2 separate regions of the Homo sapiens genome follow, and region 2 is linked to region 1. Evidence: read pairs that join two places in POLR2A ChIA-PET (ENCODE). Cell type or tissue: B cell. All regions are shown on one strand. Links, peaks and the distances in the headings refer to the core of each region. The heading gives the core; the rest is flanking DNA.

The links. ChIA-PET counts read pairs that join two places held together with the same protein. Peaks named below come from ENCODE experiments on the same cell type or tissue, not always from the same donor. Only the 100,000 strongest peaks of a DNase experiment are listed, where the experiment ranks them.
Region 2: POLR2A ChIA-PET joins it to region 1 with 10 read pairs; 7 of 35 experiments call an interaction of 5 or more read pairs at or near these places.

The regions. Positions count from the first base shown.
Region 1 is chr20:41,108,247-41,124,701 of GRCh38, forward strand. TOP1 (DNA topoisomerase I) reads left to right here. Exons shown (of 21, transcript NM_003286.4): 14 at 4,536-4,679; 15 at 5,724-5,909; 16 at 7,125-7,193; 17 at 8,032-8,146; 18 at 9,923-10,050; 19 at 13,450-13,544; 20 at 13,760-13,909; 21 at 14,949-16,241. The coding sequence ends at 15,051. The region is part of intron 4 of PLCG1-AS1 (PLCG1 antisense RNA 1); the gene reads right to left. Among named protein-coding and RNA genes, the nearest start is that of PLCG1, 21 kb to the right of the region's middle. RefSeq lists a silencer at 3,151-3,230. In B cell, for the core only: no CTCF peak of the experiment used is centred there; no DNase peak of the experiment used is centred there.
Region 2 is chr20:40,983,542-40,999,996 of GRCh38, forward strand. All of the region lies in intron 1 of LOC100128988 (a long non-coding RNA gene), which reads left to right. LOC105372621 (a long non-coding RNA gene) reads right to left here. Exons shown (of 2, transcript XR_936724.4): 2 at 12,073-12,199. Among named protein-coding and RNA genes, the nearest start is that of TOP1, 37 kb to the right of the region's middle. RefSeq lists enhancers at 7,224-7,313, 7,374-7,533, 7,554-7,603, 13,470-14,044. In B cell, for the core only: CTCF peaks have their summits at 7,195 and 7,397; DNase peaks (open chromatin) are centred at 7,190 and 8,100; H3K4me3 peaks cover 866 bases; H3K27ac peaks cover 1,275 bases.

The sequences.
Region 1 (16,455 bases), core at 4,278-12,277:
TTACTTACTTAATTCCCTCACATAATAGTGTATCATTGTATCCCATCTGTGCTCTATCAAGAAATGTAGCACAAGCATGATGTGAACTATGAATTTTCGACAATTTAAAAAATTAAAGGAATCATTCAGGGGTAAAAAGCACAAAGTTGTAGAACAGCTGAAGTGTGTTCTTTTTATGTATCCTGTCTTTGCCCCCTTTCTGGAAACTTGGATTGGCCTACTTGCAGTCACTGTCACAGTTACACTACTTCTAGCCTCAAAGGTCATTGAAAGGATTGGGATTTTTGAGAACCACAATAACACTTGCTCTAGGTACTGAAAAGGTTGTCCTGAACTCATTCATATCTTTTTATGTTCATCCCAGTTTGTTTTTGCTTTTCCCCCCAGGATTTTGATTACACAGACATCTTGCAAGCATATTTCCATTCTTTCTCTCCCACTCTGTGCCTGGTGCCCGTAGGATCTGAAATAGCATTGGAATGACAGCTAGCCTTCTGGAACCTGCAGTTTCAACCAAAGAAACTCTGATTCCAGATAACCCAGGAGTTTCTTATCCTGCATAATCTAGGAGTTTACAAAAAGGCTGCTTATGGGTACTCACTGCTAAGTACAATCCACTGCCAAGTTTGGAAGCATTACCTGCTCTCACAACCCAGGGAAAGTAGCCCTTAGTAAAATTCAGGTTTTTTCAAACCAGCCTTAACCTTACAAACAGAATTTATCATCATGATTTTTCTTTCAAATGCAGTACAGCAAACTTTAGGATCAATGTTGACATCGTATTGCGTTTAGTCCTGTTAAAATACTCTCAGTGCCAAATACACACTTCTGCCTTTTTTCTCTTTAGAGTCTAGAATTCTGTGGGGTTCCAAAAATGTATGTGCTTACAACCTTTTATATGTAACCACCTAGGGATTAAAGGGCTAAATGTGAAGGAAAGTATCTTTACAATATTCATCTTGGGAAGCTCTCATTTTGGTGAGTTCTATTAGAGAAAATAAGACACAAGCTCATTAAAAATATATATATATTCTGAGCCTGGCATCTTGGTATAAAATTCAAAACGTTTTAAATCTATTTATTAGTAAGACTAACATAGACCTAAGTGTGAAGACTAAAATATTAAAGCTTGTAGGTGATATCATGGTTGAATATGACCTTAGAGTAGATTCCTTAGGACAGAAAAACACCAACAAGAGAAACAATTGACTAAATGGACTTCATTAAAATTAAAAATTTATGTTCAACAAAAGACACTGCTAAAATAAATACAGAATTTACAGACTAAAAGAAAATATTTGCAACATGTTTATCTGAAAGGGCTTATATCCAGACTATACAAAGAATTCCTGTAGCTCCATAATAAAAAAACAGACATCCCATCCGCATAATAAAAAGAGCAAAAGACTTGAACATATACTATACAAAAGAAGATACAGGAATGGTCAATAAATAAGCAAATGAAAGAGTGCTCGACATCACTAATTATCAGTGGAGTGAAGATTTAACCACAGGGAGATACGAATTCCAGTTCTAGGTATTTTTACCTCAAGTGAAATAAAAACATTTATCCATGAAAAAACTTGTACAAGAATGTTCATAGCAGTGCTCTATTCATAAGAGTGCAAAACTGGAAACATCCCAGAATAGATAACACATTATGGTATAGTCATAGAATATACTATATTTATCAGCAGTTAAGAAGGGAACTACTTATGTATTCAACAACATGGATGAATCTTAAAAACATGGTTAAGGGCCAGGTGCGGTTGGTGCATGCCTGTAATCCAAGCACTCTGGGAGGCCAAGGCGGGTGGATCACTTCAGGTCAGGAGTTCGAGACCAGCCTGGCCAACATGGCGAAACACCGTCTCTACAAAAAAATACAAAAATTAGCCGAGGGTGGCGCACACCTGTAATCTCAGCTATTCAGGAGGCTGAGACATGGGAATCGCTTGAACCTGAGGGGTAGAGGTTGCACTGAGCCGAGATTGCATCACTGTACTCCAGCCTGGTGACAGAGCGAGACGCTGTCTCAGAGGGAAAAAAAAAAGTTAAAAAGGCAGACAGAGGAGTCTATATTGTATGATTCTATTTATATAATCTAGACTAGGCAAAATTTATCCATGATGATAGTAATCAGATTGAAGGATCAGTGGTTGCTTGGTGGAAATTGACTGAGAAGGGAAATAGTCATGTAAGAATACTGGCAAATGTCCTCTTCCCCATTACAAACGTCTGAGAAAGTTACTAGAAAACAGAATCCAATTTGCCTTCTCACCCCCAACTTTGTAATCTTGAATCCAGATCCTGATTCCACCCAACCACTCTGCTGAATGGATAGCAGCTATATTAGAGAGACAATATAGTGGGCCTACTAGTTTTAAAAAGTCATCCAAAGAATGTCATCTACAATCAGTTAAATTAGATTTTTACCCATTACTGAAGTGTGATTGAATTAGGGAAAGAGGAGAGGTGGTCAAAGGCAGCCTTCTCCAGTGGATTCCTTGTCTTCTTGAGATGGTTTTGTGAGACCTTGCCTGGAAGACCTAGGTGGATAGTTTATTTTCTAAAAGTAGTCAAGAAAGCTTGTTCAGGGCATTGAACACTGCAGGGACAAGCATACTTCTTGGAGGCCAGCCATCTCCTGCTGGATCTAAGCGGGGTGGCTTCTGCCTCCACCTCCATCTCAGCTTATTTGAGAGAATCCTAGATCCTTGGTGCAGAAGCCCAGCCAGCCTGTGAAGAAAAGTTGGTCTGGTAGTATCCTGTGAATGACGTGCGGGTTGGGTTTTTCTAAATCTCGTTTACCTGACTCCTACCTTACATTCCAGTGGTGTGACTAAGGAACTGAGCAAACGTAACCCTAGGGGACTTTGAGACAGGCTTTGGTAGTCCATGTGCACTAGAGTGAGGGGAAAGAGGCCACTCCAGAGTTGGGTACTCTACTGTTGAAGGTGAGCCTTTTGTGTCCAATTTTTCCGTGCATGTGTAAGAACAGTTGTCATGGAGATTTACTACTGACTTGTGCATGAGGACAGCTTATATCTCACCTTTTCTTATTCACCCTGTTAAATGTCAAAATGTACTAAGACTTAGGTATTTTTTCTGTGTCACCAACTACTAAATCACCCACCCATGATAGCAGGTAGTTACTGAAACTCTTGTAGCCAAACAAGTGCATAACACTGGTACACATGATGTGAGAGTGCAGATGACTCCTTAGCTTAACTGTGTAAGCTTTTAATTTCTGAGTACTTTTAGGATTGAGAAGTGGAAGACATTCTTGCTCTAGGTATCTCATGCTTCTGCACACCCAGAAGGCTGGTTGCGCCCCCACCCCACCCCCCGCCCCCTTTTTTTTTTTTTTGATAGGGTCATGCTCTGTTGCCCAGGCTGAAAGGCTGGTTATCTTCACCACAGGTCTTATGTCTCAAGGACCACGGGTCCACGTCATAGTCAGGAACCAGGCATGTGTGGGCAGAAATCACTACCACTTTCCTTTGTTGCGGGTGGGGAAATTAAGAGCAGAGATTCTTGGATTCTTAAATTCCTTCTCTATGTTTATGTCATCTAGTCTGTTTTATGCTGTTTTATGTAATTCCCTGCTTCTGGATTTCTTGAATTTTTTTCCCCTTCTCACTTGTCATAATTGGCTCTTGCTTGTGAGTCTATTTTCATTCAGCTTGGTAGCAGAAGTCTTCTTCACTATTGTTTAGATTCAGTTTTCACATGGTTTTAGTAACCCTTCATTGGGTTTAGAATCAACTTTTAACCCTTCCACCAAAAGCTCTTATTTTTTTAAAGGCTTCCCAGAAACATAGTTTCTCTCAATCTCATCAAGAAATGCTTTTAAATGCAGAAGTTAGAAAATGGTGAATAATTATGGCTGTTCCTGGAAGTCATTGTGTCCTTAGTAATTACATGTTGTAGTCTTTGGTTCTGCTTCTTTGACAGCTCCACCACACTGTAATTTAATGGAATTCACTTAGATTTAATGGAATTCAGTCCTGGTAGAAAACTGCTATTGGGTCACAGAGTTGGCAGCAAGGCTGTGAAATTGATGTGGGAATGGGGGTGATTATGTGCTTTGTGTTGACAGAAGTTAGTTTTTGGGACATCCCATGTGGGTTTTTCCCAGGAACATAAACATTTTAGAGAATTAGAGCTAGAAACTTTCTTCTGGGAAAGCCTTAGAAGTCAGTTGTGCTTGGCAGTGAGATGGGACAATGTGCATTCTTAACAGGTTAAATGTGCCAAACTCTCTCTTCAGTACTATTCTTTTTTACGTTTGCTTAAGGTCAAGTTCCTGCTCTTTTGTTCAAAGTCTTGCTTTGTCACCCATGGTGGAGTGCAGTGGCGTGATCTTGGCTCACTGCAACCTCTGCCTCCTGCGTTCAAGCAATTCTTGTGTCTTAGCCTCCCTATTAGCTAGCTGGGATTATAGGCTTGCGCCACCTTGCCTGGCTATATTCAAAGTCTGTCTTTACTACACTGTCCCAAAGTAATCTACATTTGGGTTTGGGTCTTTACAGGGTGAGAAGGACTGGCAGAAATACGAGACTGCTCGGCGGCTGAAAAAATGTGTGGACAAGATCCGGAACCAGTATCGAGAAGACTGGAAGTCCAAAGAGATGAAAGTCCGGCAGAGAGCTGTAGCCCTGTACTTCATCGACAAGGTGAGAGCATCTTCCCATCGGCATTGTCTAGTGTTGAGCTTAACAAAGGGAGTTTCTGCTCTGCCCCAGGCCCTGTGCCACATACTGTATATCACAACTCAACATACATATATTTGTATGTAAAACTGAATCAAAAGTTGCACAAAACAATGCTTAGCCTTACTGTGAGCAGTAGATTCTGATCTTTTTTTAACTCTATTTCATTCCTTTAGAAAGTTGGTTATAACTTATAAAATTGTTTAAATAAACCATGCAGGTATCACCATTATATAGTTTTAAAGACCACGCTCTAGAGGAGATCAATTTCTTGGTACTCACGAGAAGAAAAAAAAGTTCATGTTTTTCCCCCAGTCTTGTATTTTAACATAAGTTCTGAATTGTCTCAAAATTCACACTAGCTTTTTGAGTTTGATTGCCCAGAGTAGCAGCACTCCCTCATTTGCTGCCTTATTTAATTTTTTTTTTCCTTTTCTCCATCCCTATTTCAGAGGACAGAATAGAAAGAAAAGGAGCATGAATATTTAACATCCCTATAGATTTCATAGTGAGTGGGGGAGGAAGTAACACTGCAGAATCCAGAGTTCCCAGGCCATGCTGACTGATGCTGTGGCTTCAAACAGAATTGGGAGGCTTCTGTTTTGGATGCCTAGAAATTGCATAAGGGTCAAAAGGCTGGGCGCAGTGGCTCACGCCTGTAATCCCAGCACTTTGGGAGGCCAAGGCAGGTGGAACACGAGGTCAAGAGACCATCCTGGCCAATGTGGTGAAACCCCATCTCTACTAAAAATACAAAAAAAAAAAAAAAAATAAAAATTGGCGTGGTGGCGGGCGCCTGTAGTCCCAGCTACTTCGGAGGCTGAGGCAGGAGAATGGCATGAACCCGGGAGACGGAGCTTGCAGTGAGCCAAAATTGCGCCATTGCACTCTAGCCTGGCGACAGAGCGAGACTGTCTCAAAAAAAAAAAAAAAAAAAACACAGAACGAAATTGTGTAAGGATCATGTCTCTTCCATTCATGCTCATCTTTTCTTTCTTTCCTGGGCAGCTTGCTCTGAGAGCAGGCAATGAAAAGGAGGAAGGAGAAACAGCGGACACTGTGGGCTGCTGCTCACTTCGTGTGGAGCACATCAATCTACACCCAGAGTTGGATGGTCAGGAATATGTGGTAGAGTTTGACTTCCTCGGGAAGGACTCCATCAGATACTATAACAAGGTCCCTGTTGAGAAACGAGTAAGTTAATGTACCTGTACTGTCTGACTTGTTTTCCATTATTCAACAAGCATGGGTTGACTGCTTTTTTGTGTGCTTTGCACTTTGCTGGGCACCAGCAAAAGTGACTTGAGACAGGCAACATGGCACATGCCTGTAGACCCAGCTATTCAGAAGGCTGAGACAGGAGGATCACTGGAGACCAAAAGTTTGAGGCTGTAGTGTGCTGTGATCACACCTGTGAATAGCCACTGTACTCCAGCCTGGGCAAAATAGTGAGACCTTGCCTCTCATATTAAAATAAATAAAAATAAATGACTTGAAAGAGGGGAGAGGTATTATTTGATATCTTGTGTACCTCCTTTTAGTCACTGTTCCGCCCTGTGCTACCTTCCTGGTAAGGAGTGGCCTTCTCCTATAGCAGTATTCAATGGAGCATGCTGTAGAATAGGCCCTTAGAGCAAACTCAGCATATGATTTAACTATATCTTAGTATCCCCTGGTCATGTGGTACATTTGTCACTTTTCATCTTTGCTCAGCCTTTCTCCAACTCCTGACTGAGTGAAAGGTTAATGTTAGTCCCCAGATCTCTGAGCCCATCACTGAAGAGGGTACTATAGCTCTGTAGTCCCAACCTAATCTTTTCCATAGTATTGGGCTTGAACCAGAGACTTACAGTGTGCAGGATCCTAATAATCCAGCCCACCAGCAGTCCTCTTCTTATAAAGACACCTCTTCTCATAAGGACACCATAATCAGTAATCAGGTTTTGCTGGCTGTGGAAGTACTCTGGACAGATTAGATAACAGTATGTATCAATGTAAATTTTTGAAGCTGATACTGTGTAAATGTAAGGGAATATCTATTTTTAGAACATACACACTGAAATGTTTAGGACCATATTATAAGTAAGTACTTATAAATGTACTTTAGGACCATATTATAAGTAAGTACTTATAAATGTACTTTAGGACCATATTATAAGTAAGTGCTTATAAATGGCTCAGAACAAACAATTATGTATATATATCTGTAAATATACACATGGAGAGAGTGAGCATACATGCACACTGTGCAAATGATGAATGGGGTAAAATGTTAACAGTGAATCTCGGTGACGGATGTATGCGTGTTCCTTGTGCCTTTTTCTTTGCAAGTTTCTTTAAGTTTGGGGTTATTTCTAAAGTTAGGATTTTTTTCAAGAGTAATAATTAGGATTCACTTATATCTTTTAGGTTTTTAAGAACCTACAACTATTTATGGAGAACAAGCAGCCCGAGGATGATCTTTTTGATAGACTCAATGTGAGTAGATGAAGCACACAATGTTGAAGGGAGTCCCAGCCAGAGCCTCACAGTACCTAAAGGGGAGGGTTGCTGGCAGATGACTTGGGCTCTCCCTTTAGCCTGGCCTGCTCTGTGGCATCCCATACACTCTCTCTTCCTCCCTCTGAGTCCACGGTGAATCTGTAGTCAAGAGAAGACACATCTGCTGCAGAACAACTGCTAAAGCACTCAGGGTGGGGGGTAGATGAGCCCTACCTTTTATCCTTCCCTGCTCCTGCAGAGCTTTCCCTTCACTGAATGCCCAGCCACCCCTGCTGGAGACCCAAAACCTGTCCCTGATATCTTAATAGGGAAGGAAAAATTTGCTTTATTGGTTTGTTAAGCCCACCAACCTGGGCCAGGCTTGGTGGCTTACGCCTGTTATCCCAGCACTTTGAGAGGTCAAGTAGGGCAGATCCCTTGAGGTCAGGAGTTTGAGACCAGCCTGGGCAACATGGCAAAACCATTATCCAGGTGTGGTAGTCCACACCTGTAGTCCCAGCTGCTTAGGAGCCTCAGAAGGATTGCATGAGCCCGGGAGGTGGAGGCAGCAGTGAACCGAGATTGTACCACTGCACTCCAGGCTGGGTGTCAGAGTGAGACCCTGTCATACACACACACAAAGATTGAAATACTTCATAGAGAGGCATCATGTAACCCTGTATTCTGGAATTCTTTTCCTCTTTCCCTAACTTCCCACTTGTAGGGCAATAAACTTGACAAGATTGTGACTGCACTGGCATAAATTACTCCTAGGGCTGCCAGAAGGAGCAGGTAGTATAGCTTTGACCTAAATCTGTTGCTTTGTCTCCTCCAGACTGGTATTCTGAATAAGCATCTTCAGGATCTCATGGAGGGCTTGACAGCCAAGGTATTCCGTACATACAATGCCTCCATCACGCTACAGCAGCAGCTAAAAGAACTGACAGCCCGTAAGTATTGCTTGGCCAGATAGGGCCCACACCCCTACTAATGGTATCCGGTGACCTTGCTTATCTAAGGCCTAGAGTCAGTTCTACTTTTTTTCCCTACCATTGTGGTCAGACACTTTTTCCCTTTAGACCTCTAGTAGCGAGATAATGCTTTGTTGTATAAACATAGGATCAATGCTGTTTCCCCCTTCCCACCCCAACTTCAAGATTAATTTCATGGAATGCTGACAGCTTTTCACCTGCTACAAAAATGCCTGCATTTGTGTTTTATACATATATTACTTAAAAGCCCACAGAGTGAAGACAGTGCTGTGATGTTCTGTTAAATTGGAGAGAGTAAAGTTGTCATGGTTACCAGAAAAATACAGGAACAAGTCCTTTCCTTGAGGTTTCTGTCATTTTTTTCCCATAAGAGAGTAGATACTTTCTATAGCTGATTTTTAGAATATTATCACCAAGATCCACGGGCTTTTTTTTTCCTGGAGCCCAGTCACTATTGAATTTCCACTGCCCTCTGTAAATACATCAGATGGCCTTAGAATATGAACCAGAAAAGCCAGAGGTAGGTATGTTGAGGGTCAGTATTTTAAGGTGGTATAAAGAATGCCACACTATACAAATAAAAACAATTTTTTTGGATGGCATTTTTAATTTTTCTTTTTAAATAAGATACTACCAGGCCATGTGCAGTGGCTCACACCTGTAATCCCAACACTTGGGTAGCCGAGGCAGGAGAATCACTTGAACCCAGGAGTTCCAGACCAGCCTGGGCAATGTAGTGAGACCTTGTCTCTACTAAAATTTCTAAAAATTAGGCAGGTGTGGCGGTGTGCACCTGTCATCCCAGCTACCTGGGAGGCTGAGCCCAGGAGTTTAGGGCTGTAATGAGCTACGACCATACCACCGCACTCCAGCTTGGGTGACAGGGTGAGACGCTATCTCTAAAATAATAATAATAACCATAATAATACTACCAACTGTGGCTTAATTTTTTTTTTTTTTTTTTTTTTTTTGAGACGGAGTCTTGCTGTCACCCAGGTTGGAGTGCAGTGGCGCGATCTCGGCTCACTGCAAGCTCCGCCTCCTGGGGTTCACGCCATTCTCCTGCCTCAGCCTCCCGAGTAGCTGGGACTACAGGTGCCCGCCATGTCGCCCGGCTAATTTTTTGTATTTTTAGTAGAGACAGGGTTCACCGTGTTAGCCAGGATGGTCTCGATCTCCTGACCTTGTGATCCGCCCGCCTCGGCCTCCCAAAGTGCTGGGATTACAGGTGTGAGCCACCGCGCCCGGCCAAAATTTTTAAACTTTTAACGTCCCTTCAATTCCTCGTTCTGTTCTGGCTACATTGGGTGGAGAGGTGGGGAGGTAGGAAGTGGCCAGTATAGAACTTATGAATATGGGCAACAAACCATAGTAATATCAGCAGCACCTATGATGAGCATATGGGTGGGGAGGAAGCAAGGAGATGAAGGGTCCCTAGCCAAGTTCCCTGAGTAAAAAGAAAGGTGTAGATTTTATTATATTACCTAGACTCAGAGTTCCTCTTGTGATAGGAATTTACCCAGGCCAAGCTTACATATAAACTTCCTACTATCATTTTCTTAAGACTGTTGACTCAAATTTTGACCTTAGTCCTTGGGGGCAATTTGAATTAATCATCTGAGTAAGATAAGAGCCAGCAAAATCATGGGGACGAGGCACTGGGGGAAGACATACTGTGTGTTCACTTTTGGTGTACAAACTGACCCTCTTGCTACCATGTTCCTTTCTTTACAGCGGATGAGAACATCCCAGCGAAGATCCTTTCTTATAACCGTGCCAATCGAGCTGTTGCAATTCTTTGTAACCATCAGAGGGCACCACCAAAAACTTTTGAGAAGTCTATGATGAACTTGCAAACTAAGGTATCTTGGATAAAATGAAGGGAACTGTGTCTGCTGTGGGCAGATTATCTGCGAATGAGAGGATTCAGGGCTGAGATATCAGCAGGCCAGTGCTGGGTCTGTTGTAGAAGGTCTATGCTAAAGATAAACAAATGGAAATATGATAGTAGTTAATCTCTGATCAAGATACTGAATATCAGAGTATCCATTATTCAAGAAATCTTTATTCTACGCATAGAAGTTCTATACTGGCCACTCCCTATTTTGAAAAACTAACTTTGGTGTACATTCTAATTGCTAATTACTGTCCTTATTGTACATGAGGAAAGTGGATTTAAAGAGAGTCTTCATAATTCCTTGCTACAGCCCAGAAATACAGCCATTTCCAAATTAGATTGTTTCAAATTGAAAAGATGATGAAACAATTATATATTTAAAGTCTTTCAAATCCTAGCATAGCTATTTTTATTTTTACGCATTCCACATGAATCATATTTTTATATAGTTCATCATCAAACATCTGTTGAATACTGGCCGTGTGCCAGACAACTTGCTGCCCTAAAGGGAAAGACTGGTGTGCAAATAGGTGCTATTCCTTGTCCCTGAGCCTCTTTCCTCCTCCTAACTCCGCCTGGTACTGAGCTTTTAAACCATAAGGCACTTAACATTTGATGATGAACATTTTTGTGTTAGCAGTGACTTCATAACTAATTCATCCTAACATGGTGGTCCACAGTGAGAATTTGCAGATATTTCATTATAGAACAGATACACAGGGTTAAAAAGGAAACAAATTATATTGAAATACAGTTATCAAAATACATTTTAAAGTCCGATAATAGATGTGCTTCCTTATTAAGGTCTTGAGGTGGCCTGTAGTAAATTTCAAGGTAGTAATTAATTAATATCAATGATACTTTAAGATTTCTGCAGCAATTCAAATATGAAATGAAGATGTCTAACATCTATTGATGATAAAGTCATAAGTGCTGCTGCTATTACTATGGTTTGTTCCCCATATTCATAACTGAAGAAGAAATACTAAATTTCAGCTAGAAGCTGGGTGCAGTGGCTCACACCTGTAATCTCAGCATTTTGGGAGGTTGAGGTGGGAGAATCACTTGAGCTGAGTAATTCAAGACCAACCTGGGCAACATAGTGAGACCCTGTCTGTATTAAAAATTTAAAAATAAATATAAATAAGTTCCAAAAAGAGGTTATTGAAATTATAGATTTTTTCTCATCCAAGTTCATGGAATTCTATACTTGTACAACTGGAGTTTAAGAACTACTACTGTGGAATGAGACTGCATTTTAAGGCCCAGAATATTTTCCATTTGTTGAGATTTCCTTAAGATAAGTACCCATGAGTAATATAGCTGGTTCAAAAGGTACACACAACTTATAATTTATGCTACAGATGCCATCTGGCTTTCTTGAAGAGACGTACATGTCCACAGTGAATGAGTATACATCCATAGACCTTTGATTCCTTGGATCATATGATTGGCAGGCAAAGAACTCTATAGACGGCCCATCCTAGCAGCTCACATTTGCTGCCACTCTGTTAAATGCTGGTCATCTGGAATTGTTTATTCTCCTCATGTTATCATTACAAGCCAGAAATAAAAGCATGAATATTCAGGTGCTGTTTACCTAATTCAGGAAAACCCCTCCCAGGAGCATGAGGAGGTCTTTTGTTGCTCTCGCTCTGGAACCGGGTTTGGGCAGCCCAGGCTGCCTGCCAGATGAGCCCTCCAAACCCAGGATTCCTCTCCTGTGTGCCCACAAAGCAAACACACGCCCCTGTTTGCCAAGTGAATCAATGGAGTCTTTGATGCTTTGAGAGAATTTGACATAGCCTGCCAATTTAGCATTCACAGAAATGGTTAAAAGATCATGGTTTGCTACATTTCTATCCTAAAAAGAATCTGGCTAGTGGTGTCTGTGATGCTTTTGTATATAGAATCAGTCCCCTCAGTTTGGCTTTGGACAACATAGATGTTGGAAGTAAGCCATTCATAGTAAAACATATTTAGTGATCCTCTCACAATGGTGGCCTCTGTTTCCAATCTTGGGCTGTGTGTATCTAACAACAAACAATTCCAGGTTCAGTGAGCAGCCCAGTGTGTGTCAGACATGTTATTTACTCCGTAGAGGTTGTCTTCACCTCACATAGATGACCATAGGTATGGGGTTCTCCTGCCCTCTGAGTAGCGTGAGCTCAGTGACAGGGGCTCTAGCTCCATGTTGTTATCCACTGCTGTCTCTAAGCAGGAATCTGAGAAGAACTTAGATTCACCAGGGGTGCTTCAAAGATTCTAACAAGCAAGAAAGGCTGAAACTGCCCTTGTCTCTTCCCTTATAGATATGGATTCCATGAGAGTTCACATGGGGAAAAAAGCTCCACAGCTAAAAGTGTTTTCACATCCATTGAGTGACAACTAAGGTCCTTCCCACCTCAGACTTCTCTCCTTTTTTTTTGAGACGGAGTCTCGCTCTGTTGCCCAGGCTGGAGTGCAGGGGCATGATCTCGGCTCACTGCAAGCTCTGCCTCCCGGGTTCATGCCATTCTACTGCCTCAGCCTCCCGAGTAGCTGGGACTACAGGCACCCACCACCACGCCTGGCTAATTTTTTGTATTTTTAGTAGAGACGGGGTTTCACCGTGTTAGCCAGGATGGTCTTGATCTCCTGACCTTGTGATCCGCCCTCCTCAGCCTCCCCAAAGTGCTGGGATTACAGGCGTGAGACACCGCGCCTGGTGACCGCTCTCCTTTTAAAAACAGAATGCCAAAGCTAAGCCCTGCCATGTCCTGGTTTGGGACAGACTGGCTGAGCTGTTTGGCTTCCTGGGTGTCTTTTAATTGCCAGTTTGTAGCCCCTTGAGTACTCTCTTCAGTGCATCCATTTTCCTTGAGAAGCTGGCACCGCCTTCCCAGAGTACTGGTGGGATCTGAGGAACGAGCTGGGGTTGCCCAGTAGATGCAAGTATCCTGCTTCAGTTTCCTAAAGAGGAGCTCCTACAGTGTTCTTAGAATGAAAGCTAAGAACTGGCACAGGATCTATTTGATAAACAGCTGTCATTTGTAGCCATCCTCCCAGATGTATGACAGCAGAGTGTTCTCTGATGGAAAGATCAGCACCCAGATTCCCAGCCCCAGCGGGTTCCTTTCCCTGAGCCCCTAGGTTACTGCCCTGTAAAACCCTTGTTTCTTTCCAGATCACTGAAGAACAAATAGTTGAATTCACTAGTCCTTGTGCATCTTCTCCCTGCCTTCATGAAGCCACCCTTGTTTTTTTTTATCTGACAAACCACTGACAGAGACAGCCTGGTCCAGATAACATCTTGGTTTCACCTTCTCAGGTGGAGCCATTTTTCCTCTACAGCTCATAACCTTACCACTATTATTTCCCCTAGATTGATGCCAAGAAGGAACAGCTAGCAGATGCCCGGAGAGACCTGAAAAGTGCTAAGGCTGATGCCAAGGTCATGAAGGATGCAAAGACGAAGAAGTATGTACCTGGTATTGTGAAAGTTGGGGCTGGTAGAGAAAAGTGTGCAGCATCTGTCAGGGCCCCTGGGGCCCTGGCTTTTCGATGGTTTCTGAGAAATGTCTTTTGGAAATCTCTATACTAGGGCTTTTATTGACTCAAAGTGGCAGGATGGGTACAGTGTGCTCTTGTCTAGAGCCCAGGCCTGGTTCTTGAGGACTTTGCTATTCTTCTAGGGTAGTAGAGTCAAAGAAGAAGGCTGTTCAGAGACTGGAGGAACAGTTGATGAAGCTGGAAGTTCAAGCCACAGACCGAGAGGAAAATAAACAGATTGCCCTGGGAACCTCCAAACTCAATTATCTGGACCCTAGGATCACAGTGGCTTGGTAAGTGTTGAGCCCTCCTTGAGCTCCTGCTGCTAGCTTAAGAAAGGTGGAGGGGGTTCCGAGAGCACTGGTGGCCTTCACATGCCATTCCTAAGCTACACACTTTAGTCCTCTGGGGAAACTTCTGGCTTCAGCTGTGTACAAGTTACTCTGGTTGCTGAACCTTGTCTGTAAATGCATTGCAACATTCTGGTTGCTCCTAAATGGTCAGTGCTGTTACACTGCCTTGTAGTGTATATTTTTAAGAGGCAGGTGCCATCCCTATTCCTAATGGAACTTTAGGACAGGAATGGAAACTCTTAGCTTCTGGAAGAATAGGAAAGAGCCCATCCATCTCTACACTTCAACAAAACTTTTCGTTGAATTTTTTTGCAGTTGAAGGTAGGAACAAGAGATAAAGATGAGAATACAGATCTGAGCAACTTACACAGAGAGGCAGAGGGACCTTTAACAAAAGCAGATAAATACTAGGTTTCTCTGTGTGTCACACACAGTGTCACATAACATCTGAAACAAGTGGCTTTGTTATGGAAGATGTTTAGTTTGAGCTGTTAAGTTCTGAGCATAGGTGGAGATATCCTCCCCTATGGCACTTGCTAGTCCGGGCTAAAGTTTCCATCTAGGTCTTTTGTACCTCTTTCTGCTCGTTTTGCCTTGTTTGGTGCTAGAGATTTGGTTAGCTCTTAAAAGGCAATATAGTATAGTGGTTAAGAACATGGAGAAAAACTGCTTGGGTTCAAATTTCAGGTCACTTACCAGCTAGCTGTGTGAGAAAATCAGTAAATTACCTAACGTCTCTGCCTCAGTTTCATCTGTACGTTTTTCACTTGTACATCTGCAGAAGCACCTACTTTAGAGATCACTGCCAAGATTAAATGAGTTGATCACATAAAACCTTTAGAACATGCTTGGTGCACTATTAATTTGCATCCTCACTAGACAGATGTGAAAGAGAAGATGGAACATCTGACCCTGGGCCTCAGATATGGGCCATTGCTGAGTCACCCTAATCCCCCCCTTATTTCTCCTTTGTTTGCAGGTGCAAGAAGTGGGGTGTCCCAATTGAGAAGATTTACAACAAAACCCAGCGGGAGAAGTTTGCCTGGGCCATTGACATGGCTGATGAAGACTATGAGTTTTAGCCAGTCTCAAGAGGCAGAGTTCTGTGAAGAGGAACAGTGTGGTTTGGGAAAGATGGATAAACTGAGCCTCACTTGCCCTCGTGCCTGGGGGAGAGAGGCAGCAAGTCTTAACAAACCAACATCTTTGCGAAAAGATAAACCTGGAGATATTATAAGGGAGAGCTGAGCCAGTTGTCCTATGGACAACTTATTTAAAAATATTTCAGATATCAAAATTCTAGCTGTATGATTTGTTTTGAATTTTGTTTTTATTTTCAAGAGGGCAAGTGGATGGGAATTTGTCAGCGTTCTACCAGGCAAATTCACTGTTTCACTGAAATGTTTGGATTCTCTTAGCTACTGTATGCAAAGTCCGATTATATTGGTGCGTTTTTACAGTTAGGGTTTTGCAATAACTTCTATATTTTAATAGAAATAAATTCCTAAACTCCCTTCCCTCTCTCCCATTTCAGGAATTTAAAATTAAGTAGAACAAAAAACCCAGCGCACCTGTTAGAGTCGTCACTCTCTATTGTCATGGGGATCAATTTTCATTAAACTTGAAGCAGTCGTGGCTTTGGCAGTGTTTTGGTTCAGACACCTGTTCACAGAAAAAGCATGATGGGAAAATATTTCCTGACTTGAGTGTTCCTTTTTAAATGTGAATTTTTATTTCTTTTTAATTATTTTAAAATATTTAAACCTTTTTCTTGATCTTAAAGATCGTGTAGATTGGGGTTGGGGAGGGATGAAGGGCGAGTGAATCTAAGGATAATGAAATAATCAGTGACTGAAACCATTTTCCCATCATCCTTTGTTCTGAGCATTCGCTGTACCCTTTAAGATATCCATCTTTTTCTTTTTAACCCTAATCTTTCACTTGAAAGATTTTATTGTATAAAAAGTTTCACAGGTCAATAAACTTAGAGGAAAATGAGTATTTGGTCCAAAAAAAGGAAAAATAATCAAGATTTTAGGGCTTTTATTTTTTCTTTTGTAATTGTGTAAAAAATGGAAAAAAACATAAAAAGCAGAATTTTAATGTGAAGACATTTTTTGCTATAATCATTAGTTTTAGAGGCATTGTTAGTTTAGTGTGTGTGCAGAGTCCATTTCCCACATCTTTCCTCAAGTATCTTCTATTTTTATCATGAATTCCCTTTTAATCAACTGTAGGTTATTTAAAATAAATTCCTACAACTTAATGGAAACTTAAGTGTCTGCCTCTTTGTTACAAAGGGCCTCAGGCCAGAGTTGGGGCTGGGACTTAGTGTGGGATGAGGTCTCACCACTCAGGTCAGCAAGAGTAGATTCCTCCCAGGAGCAGATGAGGCAGGGCCTGGCCTGGAAAGGAGTGTTGTGTGCCTGTCCTGCTGCTGTGGGTGTGGGTTAAAGAGGATCCAAAGTCCATATCCTTAGATAAAA
Region 2 (16,455 bases), core at 3,340-11,339, 130 kb before region 1:
CTGCCCTCCAGCCTGGGTGACAAGGTGTGGCCCTGTCTCAAAAATAAATAAAAATAAAAATACTATATAATCATTCATTCTAAAACAGAAGTTATAATCATGCCTATCCCTAGGGCCATTGGGAAGATTAAATCCATGAATAAATGTAAAACACTTAGACCAGCGCCTGGCACATACCAATCCCGCAATAAGCTATTCATGTAAACTGAGAGTAGGTTGTCCCACTCCATGTGGGATTAGGGGTCAGTGTAGGACCAGGGTCAGAGATCAAGGGGAGAATCACGCAAAAATTTAGTATGAAGTTAGGATTAGAGGACCAGTTTGTGTCCACCCAGCAGTCAGATTTTTTAGTTACCATCTATTTGTTTATTTATGTCCCACATTGTTCCAGGAGGAGTCAAGGCAGCTTTCAGGAATTCTAACTACAGAAATCAAGAAAGAGAAAGATCAAAGTTACTATGGACTGAATGTTTGTGTCCTCCCCAAAATTAATATGTTGAAGCCTAATCCCTAATGGGATGGTATTAAGAGGTGAGACCTTTGAGAGGTGATTACGTCATGAAGGTGGGGCTCTCATGAATGGGATTAGTTCCCTTTTAAGAAGAAACATAAAAGGAAAAAAAGAAAGAAAGAAAAAAAGAAAAAATAATAAAAAGAGAAGAAACGTAAGAGAGACCTCTCTCTCTCTCTTTCAATCAATCAATAGCTAGATCTCCCCCTCTCTACCATGTGAGGATACAACAAGAACACAGCCCTCTGCAAAGCAAGAAGAGTGTCCCCACCAGATACTGAATCTTCCAGCACCTTGAACTTGGACATCTCAGCCTCCAAAACCATGATAAATAAAATTCTGTTATTTCAGCCACCGAGTATGTGGTATTCTGTTATAGCAGCCTGAACTAAGACGAAATGGAGGTGTTACTCCCCAAGGGTACTCATGCTGGCACCCTGAGGCCTTCTCAGCACAGAGCTGCAAATGGGCAACCAAATCTCAGGCCTTGCTGGTCATTCTGAAGGTCACACTGACAGCCTATGGTCAAGCAGAGCCAGCTGCACGAAGTCCTGGTAAGAATTCCATGAGATCCCCCATGCAAAGTGTTGGCACAGAGTAAGTTCTCAACACATGTTGCTATTGCTATCAGTGCACAGGCTGAGGTGAATGCGCAGCGAGCAGCAGGGACCAGCATTTTATCACTGGCCAGAGCAGTGCATTCTCTCCCCATGAGCAGCCCTGGATTCAGAGCCAGAAAAAGTGGATGTTCAATGGCATCAGATTGGGGGAGCCAAATAAATTCCACGGGGCCACCCTGACCAGCAGCTGTAGAGATACTGGAAGTCTGTTGGCTACAACCCTCTCTCCTCGGAATGTGCCTGGACAGGCTCTGGCAGCTCTGGGCTCTGAATGACCAAACCCCAGCCCACCAGACATGACTTTTCCCTATATAGCTGGATATATTTGGCTAGATGAGGACAAGTCCACAAGGCATATTTCAAATGTGGAGTGTGTGTGTGTGTGTGTGTGTGTATGTGTTGGGGGGTTGTATTCAGTTCCCATTGCTGCTGTAACAACTTAACCACTTAAACAATACATAGTATTTTACAGTCCTGCAAGTCAGAACAGGGCGAAAAATCAAGGTTTCCACAGAGCCGCATTCTTCCTGGAGGCTCTAGGGTAAAATGTGTTCCTTGCCTCTTCCAGCTTCTAAAGGCCGCCCACATTCCATAGACTTGTGGCCCTTATCCATCTTCAAGCCAGCCATTGAATCACTCTAACCTTTGATTCTACTTTTTGTTGTTGTTGTTGTTGTTGTTGAGACAGGATCTCACTCTGTCACCCAGGCTGGAGTGCAGTGGCGCAATCACGGCTCACTGAAGTCTTGGCTTCCCGGGCCCGTGTGATCCTCCCACCTCAGCCTCCCAAGTAGCTGGACTTCAGGCATGCACCACCACACCCAGCTAACTTTTTGTATTTTTTGTACAGACAGGATCTCTCTGTTTTGCCCAGGCTGGTCTCAAACTCCTGGACTGAAGCAACCCACCTGCCTCAGCCTCCAAAGTGCTGAGATTACTGGCATGAGCTACCATGCCGAGCCTTGACCTCTGACTCTATCATCACGTCTCTTTCTCTGACTTTCATCCTGCCTTCCTCTTATAAGGACCTTGTGATTACACTGGGCCCAGCCAGATAATCCAGGATCATCTTCCCGTCTCAAGATCATTAGCTTAATCATGTCTGCAAAGTCCCTTGGGCCATGTTAAGGTTAAAGTGTTTGCAGGTTCCGGGAGTTTTGATGCAAAATATCTTTGGGGGCCAAGCTTCTGCCTGCCCCAGGGGCCTAGTGTTATAAACTCTTAAGATGCTGTGAATCTCCTGCCCTCTGCTCTCCCAAGAGAGGGACTCTGGAGCCAAAAAAACATTTCTAAGTCCAGAAAGAATTTTGGCAAAATGTCCCATCAGAAGATAAAGGAAAGGGGTGAATTATCTCTTTGGGTCTTTCCAGACTGAGCAAGATATTATTCACCTGTGTTGCCCATCCGGGGTCCAGGGTAAAAGACAGCAGCCAGTATCCAGCTTCACCTGCTGGGAGTAACCCAGGCCACGAAAGACTTCTTACCTCCTTGCTCACTTGTGATTCAAAAGGCCATTTCTTTACCTCCTGAGATGGCCCAAAGAAGCAATGGCCCAGGGACCATTTTGGGGAGCTGCCTTCTAGATCTGCAGAAAGTATAAAATGGTTCCAAGCAAAGAAACACTGGACTTCCCGGGGTTCCAGATCCACCTTCCACATCAGAGCCCCAATTCCCACTTTAACTGACTTGCTGGCACTGTGTCTCTCTGTGTGCCCCAGAAGAAATTTCTTCCAAATCTTAATAATAGGAATAGGCATTTTCTCTGGGGGGAAACTGTTCTGCTTTTTACCTGACAAGCTTTATGAATCATGTGATGGATTACATTTCCCTTTTCACAATGGCTGCTAGGAAGCTCAGAGTCAGATTTGTGGCCCATGGTTTCCAACTACCTAGGAGTCTATAAACTGCATTGCTTGCACTAACCTCTCCCTTGATTGCTCTTAGCTTTCTTCTCCCATTTCCCCTTTGTCCCTGTTTCTTCATCCCCCTATTTTTTACTTTTTACTCTTGAAATTGTTAGTCCTTGAGATGAAATAGAAATGAGGGTGACAAGATTGCCTTTGAGAGTTAAATGCAGTTAAATGTTGTTAAATGCTGGGATCAGCCAAGCCTGTCCAGAGCAAAGAAGTGAAAAGTCTCCAGGTGGAGACAGAACAGCTTTCAGGTACCAATGTTTGATTGTAACCTGGGTTTGATGTGGTCCCTAGCAGGGTCTCCATTCCCCAGTCTGTCTTCCTCTACACACTCCTGCCTAGTGATTAATAGACCAGGTTCTGATCTTGGTATTTGACCACTTCCTCCTTCAGACTATGAAGGTTGACCACTTCCAAGGTATGTGTTTCCTGTAAGCAGAGACAAAAATCAGCCTGTCATTTAAATAAGAGAAAATGTATGACTTTTAGCTAAAATAATTGTTTTGGCCAGGTGCGGTGGCTCACACCTGTAATCCCAGCACTTCAGGAGGCTGAGGCAGGTGGATTACAAGGTCAAGAGTTCGAAACCAGCCTGGCCAACATGGTGAAACCCCGTCTCTACTAAAAATACAAAAATTAGCCAGGCATGGTGGCAGGCGCCTGTAATCCCAGCTACTTGTGAGGCTGAGGCAGGAGAATTGCTTGAAATCGGAAGGTGGAGGTTGCAGTGAGCCGAGATCAGACCACTGCACTCCAGCCTCGGCAACAAGGGTGAAACTCTGTCTCAGAAAAAAAAAGAATTGTTTTACAAGTATGATACTTGATTGGTTGCCAGTTGTGGAGGCTTCTGCACACTGGCAGCTGGAGAGTCTCCTGGTCATTTCTGCCTCATCCATCCTGCATGGTCTCCATGCCTCGGAGCCCAGACACAGTGCCAACAAGTCAGGTAAAGTGGGAATTGGGACTCTGATGTGGAAGGTGGATCTGGAACCCCGGGAACTCCAGTGTTTCTTTGCTTGGAACCATTTTATACTTTCTGCAGATCTAGAAGGCAGCTCCCCAAAATGGTCCCTGGGCCATTGCTTCTTTGGGCCAAATAAACAAACACTGTGCTCAGCAAGATCAAGACAAAATTCAGCAACTAGTTTCCTAAAGCTGTGTCTTATAACTCTCTTCAATTAATACTCTGTGTGTGTGTGTGTGTGTGTGTGTGTGTGTGAATATAATATAAATGTATGTGTAGGTATATACACACTTCTAGGCACAGAAATGCCTACCTATGTTCACCAATGGACATATGCTACAAGAGTAGTACACTAGTATACTCTTGTATATTACTCATGTATATATATATATATATATATATATATACACATAGATATAAAACAAATAATGCTAAATCCCAATTTAGCAAAAAAATTACTTCCTATTGAATCTTCCAAGCTTAAGTGCAACAAAATGTCTGATCAGATAAGAGTTTTTGGCTGGGCACAGTGGCTCATGCCTGAAATCTCAGCACTTGGGAAGGCTAAGGTGGGTGGATCGCTTGAGGTCAGGAGTTCAAGACCAGCCTGGCCAACATAGTGAAACCCCATCTCTACTAAAAATACAAAAATCAGCCAGGCGTGGTGGCATATGCCTGTAATCCCAGCTACTCGGGAGGCTGAGGATGGAGAATCACTTGAGCCCATGAGGCAGAGGCTGCAGTGAGCTGAGACTGCCATTGAGCTCCAGCCTAGGCGACAGAGTGAGACCCTGTCTCCAACAAAAAAAAAAAAAAAAAAAAAGAGTTACTAAGAATAAGCAGTTAAGTGATAGAAGGAGTCCCTTATGAGTTTATGAATTTGAGAGATTTACAAATTTTTGCTTAAATGACTAAAATCTTTTATTTGGGTTTTAGAAATGTTGAGCTGGATCCCTTTTCAGTGTCAATTATAAGATAGCAGGGCCAGTTCCATTAAAATCCCTTCCATTTATTAATAATAAAATCAATACATCTGCACATAAGCTCATCTGCATTGCAGGCCCATCCAAGAGTGATATCATCAGTACACATCATCCAGAAAGTCTACAGTAGAAAAGACAAAAAGTCTAGAATGAATACTGTAATGGTATGGAACAACTGGAATTGGCATACCCTGAGTGGGGCATGTAAATCGGTATAACTACTTCGGAAAACTATTTATTAGCAACTAATGAAGCTAAATCAATACAAAACCCATAACCCAGCAATTCCACTTCTAGGTACAGAGATGCCTAAGCTCTGTTCACCAAATGACATATGCTACAAAATCCATGGCAGCACTACTTACAATAACCTTCAAATGGAAGTACCCAAATGCTCATTGACAATAGAATAGATAACTAAGTTGCAGTATAAATTCACACAGTAAAATACAGCTATCCCTCAATATCCATGGGGGATTGATTCCGGGACTCCCACAGATACAAAAATTCAGGAATTCTCAAGTTTTTTACATAAAATGGTGTTGTATTTGAATATAACCTATGCACATCCTCCCATAAACTTTAAATCATCTCTAGATTGCTTATAATACCTAATACAATGTAAATGCTATGTAAATAGTTGTTATACTGTGTTTTAAGAAAATAATGGGCCGGGTGCAGTGGCTCATGCCGGGTGCAGTGGCTCATGCCAGCACTTTCGGAGGCCGAGGCGGACGGATCACGAGGTCAGGAGATCGAGACCATCCTGGCTAACACAGTGAAACCCTGTCTCTACTAAAAATAGAAAAAATTAGCTGGGCGTGGTGGCGGGCTCCTGTAATCCCAGCTACTCGGGAGGCTGAGGCAGGAGAATGGCGAACCCGGGAGGCAGAGCTTGCAGTGAGCCGAGATGCACCACTGCACTCCAGCCTGGGTGACAGAACAGGACTCTGTCTCAAAAAAAAAAAAAAAAAAAGAAGAAAGAAAGAAAGAAAAGAAAAGAATGACAAGGGCTGGGGGTGGTGGATTATGCCTGTAATCCCAGCAACTTTGGGAGGCCAAGGCAGGCAGGTCACCTGAGGTCAGGAGTTCAAGACCAGCCTGGCCAACATGGTGAAACCCTGTCTATACTAAAAATACAAAAATTAGCCAGGCATGGTGGCAGATGCCTGTAATCCCAGCTCACTGGGAGGCTGAGGCAGAAGAATCACCCAAACCTGGGAGGTGGATGTTGCAGTGACCCAAGATTGCACTACTGCACTCTAGCCTGGGTGAAAGAGTAAGACTCCGTCTCAAAAAAAAAAAAAAGAATGACAAGAAAAAAGTCTACATGTTCAGTATAGATGCAACTTTTTTAAAAATGTTTTTAATCTGTGGCTGGTTGAATCCATGGATGCAGAATCCATGGATACGGGGGGCTGACTGTGCACACCAAGTATAACCAATCAACAAGGACGCATATCAATGTGGATGAATTTCACCAACATGACATTGGGCAGAAGAAGCCAGACACCGAAAAGAATATACACAGCGTGGCCAACATGATGGAAACCCTGTCTCCACTAAAAATACAAAAAATTAGCTGGGCGTGGTGGCGCACACATGTAGTCCCAGCTACTCAGGCACGAGAATCACTTGAACCTGGGAGGCAGAGGTTGCAGTGAGCCAAGATCATACCACTGCACTCCAGCCTAGGTGACAGAATGAGACCCTGTCTCAAAAAAAAGAAAAGAATATACAGTATGATTTCAAATATATAGAAGTTGTTACCCTTGGGGAGGTAGCGAGTAGAAGGAAGTATGAAGATGAAGGTGTCTGGGATTGCCAGCAATGAGCATTGGTTGCATGGATATGTTTAGAATGGAAAATTCTGAATATATGTGAACCTTCCAAAAAAAAGTTTTTAAAGTTGTATCAGTTCATTACAGTACAAATGTAAAATTAGGGGAATTGTTTAGGAGTACCCCTCTTAGACCCCTAATTAGGAGTTGGAGGTCTCAGTCTGTGACCAGGATTAGAGTTCGTTCTATGGCTGGAATCTGGGCTCAGCCAGGATAAGGTTCTGTGTGGATCCAGTACTAATCATCGCTGCATCAGGGCTCTGCCTGGCAGGAGGGCTCGGGAGCCTTTGCTCTGTGTCCACAGCTCGACTGCTGCCGTTCCAGGATCTGACCACTTGATGTCTCCACTTCACAAATTGCCAAGTGAGGAAAGAGCTGGATAGAGCTGCCTAGACACGTACCGGCCCTGAGCTGGGATAGGTTGGAGGCCATAGCTCAGGGAAAGACTTGGAAACTGCAGAGAATGAATCCAAGTGGCAGCAAAGCTGGCTGGGCTGGGGCTGGGGTCCAGGCCCCATGCAACAAGGGCAGCCATGGGGACCACAGAGGCAAGTCCAGCTCAGAAGCCCCCAGCTTTGCGCCTATCTCAGCAGCACTGGTCGGTCATTCATTCAGTGCTTCATGAGCTCCCGCTCTGAGGAGGAATCAATGGAATCAATGGAAGGAATCACTGAGGAATCAATGGAAGGCAAATAGGGCACAGTCCCTGGCTTAATGGAGCTCACAGTCAGGCATACACCTCCTTTCTCCTTTCCATCTTGTCCCTGCCTAGCACGCCCAGCTCCCTCCAACCCAAAAGAACCTCCAATATTAGAATCTGCCCCCCACCAACTCCTCAACCAGGATCCCATTTTTCTTCTTTGTTGTCTGTCTCCCCGACTAGGGCAGATGTCTAAGGAGCAGGGCTTTCATCTGCCTTGTAGACCCTGGTGATCTCAGGGTCAGGCCCAGATGACCAACAAATATTCATTGAATGAAACTTGGATAGCAGTGAGGTGTTCACATCATCTCTACAGAAACAAACAGAACAGAGCAGGGAAACTTCCTCTGGGTCTGTGGCACCCAGCTCCCCAGACCTTGCAATTCTGGAGGAAGCCTCAGACAAGGCTTTTTGTGGGGTGGGTGTGGGAACCTGAGTAGGACTGAGAGCTGGAGGTTTCAGGGCTGGGAGGGCTGCATGACAGAAGGTGCTATTAGCCCAGCTCATGAACACTGAGCAGTTCCACTTCCCCCTTTTCAAAGTAAGCATGGTGGGGGAGGGAAGAGACAGGCCTTGTATCACCCCTTGATAGGCCCAGGGACCTAGCTATTAAAAACAGGAAATATGAGCCAGCAGAGAGTAAGGAGGAACTAACTGGGGGTGCCCTGTCTGCCTCCAACTACAGGGAGCCTGCCAGCTACCTTAATTCAGTCTAGGCAGATGACAGAGAACGAATAGACCAGCTTGACTGAAGCCTCCTGAGAGCCTGGGAAGGAGACCCAGGACATGAGTCTGGGCATGACTTTGGAGGAGCAGGTTGTAAGAAAGGGGATAAAGAGCTAGAGCTGCAGGCAGCTACTCCCTAGAGGAAGGAGGAAGGAGCAGAAGCCTGAGACACAGACTTGGATGGCCGTGTGGATGTGAGCAGCTGTCCAGGACCTTCAGAGGACCAGTTTGAGCCCATTTATTGGGAACCAAAAATGAGGATATCAGGATGGACCTCCAGCACCAGGGTTTACACTCTGCCACCCACTATGCACGGCCAATCAACATTCCCAGCACTGTCCAATAGAACAGTGCAATGCTGAAAATTTCTATAGCTAGGTTTTCCAATTTGGTAGTCATCGGACTCATGTAGCTAGTGGCTACCATATTGGACATCAGAGCTCTAGCCCCATGTGTAAGGTGAACAAAGAGCTGCCTTCCAATATTTCTTTTATTCCCTCCCACTCCTTCCATTCTTTCACACCCTCCTCTTGTGCCTCAGGCTATCAGTCAATAATTATATTGTAACGAGTTGAATTTCATAGGCCATAAGCTCATGTAAAATGAATATATAAAGTAACTTATTTTTGTATAACTGAATTTCATTTCTATCCCAAGTGCCCATCCAACCTAATGGCAGAGATTTACTGTAAATAAGTTCAGGTTAAATGTGGTCAAGTGACTGCTTCCTCCCTCTCTTCCTCCAGAGTGCATCTAAGTCTCTAGACAGGTCAGAGTGTGTAGCCAGCACTCAAGCATTGGGAAGAGGGGCATTTGGAGCCTTAGGGCCCACTGTCTATGCTAGGATTAAACTATCAGTCCTTGTCCTATTCATTTAATCTTCAAACTTCATTTCTGGGTTCTTCGATTCTTCCCTTTCCTGCAGGGGCAGTAGGAAGAGCTCCAGAATCCCTTCTTAAAAACTTATAGCAGCATCTAACTCTACTGTTCCACCTGTCCACATATTCCCATACTTTCTATCCCTTTGCTAATAAAAATAAAAGCAGCTAACATTTATTGAACATTTTCCATGTACCAGGAAAATTCTAAGCACTTTATTTATTTATTTATTTATTTATTTATTTATTTATTTACTGAGATGGAGTCTCACTCTGTTGCACAGGCTGGAGAGCAGTGGCACCATCTCAGCTCACTGCAACCTCCACCTCCTGGCTTCAAGTGATTCTCCTGCCTCAGCCTTCCAAGTAGCTGGGATTATAGGCACCCACCACTATGCCTGGCTAATTTTTCTTTTCTTTTTTTTTTCTTTTTTTTTTGGAGACAGGGTCTCCCTCTGTCGCCCAGGCTGGAGTGCGGTGGTGTGATCTTGGCTCACTGCAACCTCCGCCTTCTGGGTTCAAGCAATTCTCCTGCCTCAGCCTCCCAAGTAGCTAGGACTACAGGTGCCCGCCACCATGTCCAGCTAATTTTTTGTATTTTTTTTAGCAGAGACAAGGTTTCACCCTGTTGCCCAAGGTGGTCTTGAACTCCCAAGCTCAGACAATCTGCCTACCTCAGCCTCCCAAAGTGCTGGGATTACAGGCATGCGCCACCATGCCTGGCCCTAATTTTTACATTTTTAATAGAGACAGGGGTCTCACTATGTTGGCCAGGCTGGTCTCGAACTCCTGACATCAAGTGATCCGCCCACCTTGGCCTCCCAAAGTGCTGGGATTACAGGCATGAGCCACCATGCCCAGTCTATTCTAAACACTTTAAAACAACTAGCCCATATAGTCTTCCCAACAACTCCCTGAGGTAAATACTGTTATTATCCCCATTTTGCAGATCAGAAACTGAGGCACAGAGAGGTAGTGTGAAAAAAGCTCACACAGATAGTATTCTTATTGAGGCTGTGGATGTGTTAACTAGCTTGACTTAATTCTTCCACATTGTATTCATACATTATAACATCACTTTGTACCTCACAAATTTATACAGCTATAAATTGTCAATTTACAGTGAAAAGAGTTTTGATAGATTTTGCTATTTAAAAAATAACTAATAAAAAAGAAAGCATTCTTGGGCTAGGATCTCAAAAGCCAGTATTACAGATGCATTTACTTAGCAATACAACTTCCATGAGTCAATCCCAAAAATACTCTGGCAAATGTCTGACACAAGCCTCTTTGTTACAGCACTCATTGTAATAACAAGGGGCTAGAAACTACCCAAACATCCATCAACAGGGGATTATGTGAATAAATTATGATATATTTACACAGTGGAATACTATGAAGCCATAAAATGGAATGAGAGCTATCTTTGTATACTGTAGTAGAGTGATCTTCAGAATATATTGCTAGGCTGGGCATGGTGGCTCATGCCTATAATCCCAGCACTTCAGAAGCCTGAGACAGGAGGATCACTTGAACCCAGGGGTTCAAAACCAACCTGGCCAACCTAGTGAAACCTTGTCTCTGCAAAAAAAAAAAAATTGAAGGAAAATTAGCCAGGCGTGGTAGTGCACGCCTGTGGCCCCAGCTGTTCAAACGGTTGAGGTGGCCAGATTGCTTGAGCCCAGGGGATTGAGGCTGCAGTGAGCCATGTTCACAACACTGCACACCCGTCTGCGCAACAGGGCAAGACCCTGTCTCAATAAATAAATAATAAATAAAATATAAAATGTATATACATATATTATATATATATAGTTAAGTAAAAGAAGAAAAGTGTATGGCTGCTAGCATTTATGTACAAAAGAGGGGAAATCAATATATATATTTGCTTATATTTTTTAAATAAAAGAAAAGAACTTTTTAAAAAATGACTCTCGATGAGAAAGGAAGACATCAGAGTACAAAGAACAAGTATAGAAGCTAGAGTTACCTGAATATACTTATTTTGAAGATTTGGCTATGGAACGATGTAAATGTTCCACATAATCATTAAAACAAAATGGAATTTTAAATAAAGTAACCCCTAAAATGAAAGCAAAATGAAATGAATGTATCAAACTATGTATTAAATTGATGGTATAAGTGCTCAGAGAAGAATTATTTCAAATGACTTTAAACATAGTAATTTGTACATTCCCATCAGGATATACCCAAAGGACAAGAGGAACTGCCAAAAAAATTAAAGTTTTTAATTTTTTTTTTTTTTTTAGATGGAGTTTCGCTCTTGTTGCCCAGGCTAGAGTGCAATGGTGCGATCTCAGTTCACCACAGCCTCTGCCTCCCAGGTTCAAGTGATTCTCCTGCCTCAGCCTCCCGAGTAGCTGGGATTACGGGCACGTGCCACCATACCTGGCTAATTTTTTTTGTATTTTTAGTAGAGACGGGGTTTTTCCATGTTTGTCAGGCTGGTCTCGAACTCCCAACCTCAGGTGATCCGCCCCCCTCGGCCTCCCAAAGTGCTGGGATTACAGGCGTGACCTGCCATACCTGACCAGTTTTTAATCTTAAAATGTTTTCCATAATCATATTATTAATATAAATTGTTATTTTATACATTATAAGATAAAGCAAATAAATCTAATATTATTGCCACTAAAACCAACATTTTCAGCATAAGAAAAAATATAAACATAAAAGAAATAAAAATGCTATACCCTAAATTGAAATTTAAAATATCAGTATGAACTCAAGATCTCTTAAAACTTTTTTTCTCTAGCTCTACCCACTAAAAAGGCCTAGAAACAATTACCACTGCAATAACTATGAGCACCCCTAGAGAAAAGGTTGCAATATCAAAATACCATTTCCCACAAAAGAACCAGGGCTCCTAGGAGAAATAGCTGATTCAAGGTCTGGAGCAAAAAATATACAAGATGAACCAAGAAGACTTTTTCATTCCAGAAAGCAATAAAGCTATAGTGTCATGTCAAAAGGGCTCAGAAGCCAATGTCTTGAAGAGGCTCTTGTTGACCAAAGATGAGGCAATTGAAGCATCAGTAGGATCTAAAATAAAACAGATTCAAAATCCATAAGTTTATAATGATACTCAAAAAAAGAGAAGTGATAGATTGGCTAATTATCCTGATTTGATCGTTACACATTGTACACATGTATTGAAATATCATACTGTACCCCATAAATATGCACAACTATTATGTGTCAATTACAGGCAACTTATTTGCTATATTTTCCTTGTTTTTCTGAATTTTTTTTCTGAGCTGGAGTTTCATTCTTGTTGCCCAGCCTGGAGTGCAATGGTGCAATCTTGGCTCACTGCAATTTCTGCCTCCTAGGTTCAAGCAATTCTCCTGCCTCGGCCTCCCAAGTAGCTGGGATTACAGGCATGCGCCACCACACCCAGCTAAATTTTTATATTTAGTACAGACAGAGTTTCACCATGTTGGTCAGGCTGGTCTCGAACTCCTGACCTCAGGTGATCCACCTGCCTCAGCCTCCCAAAGTGCTAGGATTACAGGCATGAGCCACTGTGCCCAGCCAATTTTTTTAAATAAGTAGGTATGGAGCCATTCTTGAGTCAAGACAGTAACAGCAGTAGCAATCTTTTTATGATACTTATTATCAAATTATATACTTTAAGAATGAGCAGTTTATGTTATGTAATTTCTTTTTCAATAAAGCACCTAAGAAAGCAAGAAAGAAAAGGGAGGGAGGGAGGGAAGGAAGGAAGGGAGAGAAAGGAAAGAAAGCAAGAAAGAAAGAAAGAGAGAGAAGGAAGGAAAGAAAGGAAAGGAAAGGAAGAAAAAGAGAGGAAGAAAAAAGAAAAAAGAAAGAGGAGGGAGAGAGGGAGGGAAAAGGAAAACTTCACTGGATTCCCTTTGAGCATGTTAGGACACCAACTCATTATTTTGAAAATAGGTAAATAAAGGGAAAGAATCAAGCACCTTTTCTACTTTTTCTGTATGAACCGTATCTCCTTGTAACCAAATAATTGGTGAGAGAAAATTTCTCCTTACAGAATTATTTCAGCTAAGTAATGAGGAAAAAATCTAAAGAATTTGAATTTTGCATTTTGTACTTTACACACTTTAAGGAAACAATGGATCTAGGCCATGATCGTCAATGCCTAGGAATCGCACAGAATGAGACAAATATACTCAATGTGCCTCCTGGTATAGGTACACAATATTACCTATGAAGCATTCTTGCTAAAAACACTTAACCTGACTTTATTAAGATACTAGTCACATGAACTAGAAGTCAGAGGAATGTGTTAGATCAGCGGTCCCCAACCTTTTTGGCACTAGGGACCATGCCGTAGAAGACAATTTTTGGGCTAGAAGACAGTTTTTCCACAGACAAGGGAGGGAGTCAGGATGAAACATAGAAGACGATTTTTCATAGACTATTTTTTCCACAGACAAGGGAAGGGGTCAGGATGAAATTGTTCTAACTCAGATCATCAGGCATTACTTAGACTCTCATAAGAAGCATGCAACCTAGATCACTCACATGCGCAGTTCACAAGAGTTCGCACTCCTATGAGAATCAAATGCTGCTGCTGATCAGACAGGAAGCAGAGCTCAGGTGGTAATTCGAGCGATGGGGAGCAGCTGTAAATACAAATGAAGCTTCGCTCAGTGGCCCACCACTCACCTCCTGCTGTGTGGCCTGTTAGGAATCAGGCCGAGGACCAGTACAAAGGATTGGGGACTCATGTGTTAGATGACACCACAGGGATGCAATCCACAAACCAGAAGATAGAAGACTCTACAAGATAAATGCCATATATATATATATATATATATATATTTTTTTTTTTTTTTTTTTTTTTTTTTTGAGACAGGGTCTCACTCTGTGGCCTAGGCTGGAGTGCAGTGGTGCAATCTCCGCTCACTACAACCTCCACCTCCCAGGTTCAAGTGATTCTCCTGCCTCAGCCTCCCAAGTAGCTAGGACTACAGGCATGTGCCACCACACCTGGCTAATTTTGTTGTTGCTTTTGTTTGTTGTTTGGGGGGGGGGGTGTTGGTTGTGGTGGTGTTTTTATTTGTTTGTTTGTTTTTTGGTAGCAACGGGTTTTCACCATGTTGACCAGTCTGGTCTTGAACTCCTGACCTCAAGTGATCCACCAGCCTCAGCCTCCTAAAATGCTGAGATTACAAGCATGAGCCACCCTGCCCAGCCTCTTATTTCTTCAATAAACGAACTGAAGACAGAGCAAGGGAAAATCTCTCCAATCCTGCTTATTCCACCTTCCACACTTAAAAAAGAGAGAAAGGGAGAGCCTAAAGGGTAAAAGAGACTTAATTATTACCAATCAGTGGATTGTGTGGACCTTGTTTGGATCTTGTTTCAAATAAACACATTACATGCAACAATTGGGTATACACACACACACACACACACATAGACATATATATATATATATATATATTTTTTTTTTTTTTTTGAGACAGAGTGTAGTTCTGTTGCCCAGGCTGGAGTGCAGTGGCACCATCTCGGCTCACTGCAACCTCTGCCTCCCGTGTAGCTGAGACCACGGGTGCATGCCGCCATGCCCGGCTAATTTCTGTATTTTTAGTAGAGACAGGGTTTCGCCATATTGGCCAGACTGGTCTTGAACTTCCGACCTTAAGTGATCCTCCCGTCTCGGCTTCCCAAAGTGCTGGGATTACAGGCATGAGCCACCGTGCCTGGCCAATTCAGTATATTTAAACATGGACTGGATATTGGATTATATTAAGAATTGTTGTTGGTTTTTTTTGGTGTAATAATAATAATTGTGGCTACATGTTTAAAGTTCCTTTTTTAGAGCGACATGGAGAAATGTTTACTGATGAAATGATATGATGTTTGAGATCTGCACAGAAATTATTCCATAAAGGAGAGAGTAGATGGGCATATAATTAAAGAAGTTTATCTGGCCGGGCGCGGTGGCTTACACCTGTAATCCCAGCACTTTGGGAGGCCGAGGCAGGTGGATCATGAGGTCATGAGATCGAGACCATCCTGGCTAACATGGTGAAACCCCGTCTCTACTAAAAATACAAAAAAAAAAAAAATTAGCTGGGCATGGTGGGGGGGCGCCTGTAGTCCCAGCTACTCAGGAGACTGAGGCAGGAGAATGGCATGAACCCGGGAGGCGGAGTTTGCAGTGAGCTGAGATCGCACCACTGCACTCCAGCCTGGGCGACAGAGCAAGACTCCGTCTCAAAAAAAAAGTTTACCCATAAGTTGATCACTTTAAGTTGGGTGATGAGTATGTAAGGGTTCATTACATTATTCTCTTTACTTTTGTAAATGCTTAAAATTTCCCATACTAAAGAGGAGAAAAAGCTAATATTTGCTTATTTTCATACTTTCTGCACTTCTGCTATAAAAACCACCTCCAAGGCCAAAGGAACCAGAGAAATGTGATAAGATAAAAGGCATTATACAAAAAAAGAAATACATTGGCTAGTACTTCAAACTACTTAGAAACAGATGTATAGACCAATGAAACAGAATAGAGAGAACAGAAATAAATCCCTACAACTACAGCCAACTCATTTTTCAACAAAGGTGCAAACAACACACATCGGGGGAAAGGACAGTGTCATCAATACATGGTGCCAGGAAAATTGGGTATTTATATGCAAAAAAATTAAACTAGACCCCTACCTTTCACCATATACAAAAATCAACTCAAAATGGATTAAACACTTAGATCTAAGATCCAAAACTATGAAACTCTACTAGAAGAAAACATGGGGACACATTTTTTGACATTGTTTTGGACAAGGGTTTTTTAGATAAGCCCTCAAAAGCACAGGCATAGGCTGGGTGCAGTGGCTCATGCCTGTAATCCCAGAACTTTGGGAGGCCAAGGTGGGCGGATCACGTGAGGTCCGGAGTTCGAGACCAGCCTGGCCAACATGGCGAAAACCTGTCTTTGCTAAAAATACAAAAACTAGCTGGTGGTAGTGACATACACTTGTAGTCCCAGCTACTCTCAGAAGGTTGAGGCAGGAAAATCGCTCGAACTCGGAAGGTGGCGGTTGCAGTGAGCTGAGAGCACACCACTGCACTCCAGCCTGGACGACAGAACAAGACTCTGTCTCAAAAATAAAGTACAGGCATCAAAAGCAAACATAGACAAATGGAATTACATCAAACTGAAAAGCTTCTGCACAAAAAAACAACGCATGAAGAGATAACACACAGAGTGGGAGAAAATATTTGCAAACTATACATCTGGTTAATATCCAGAATATATAAGTAACTCAGACAACTCAATAGCAATAAACAAAAACAAAAAC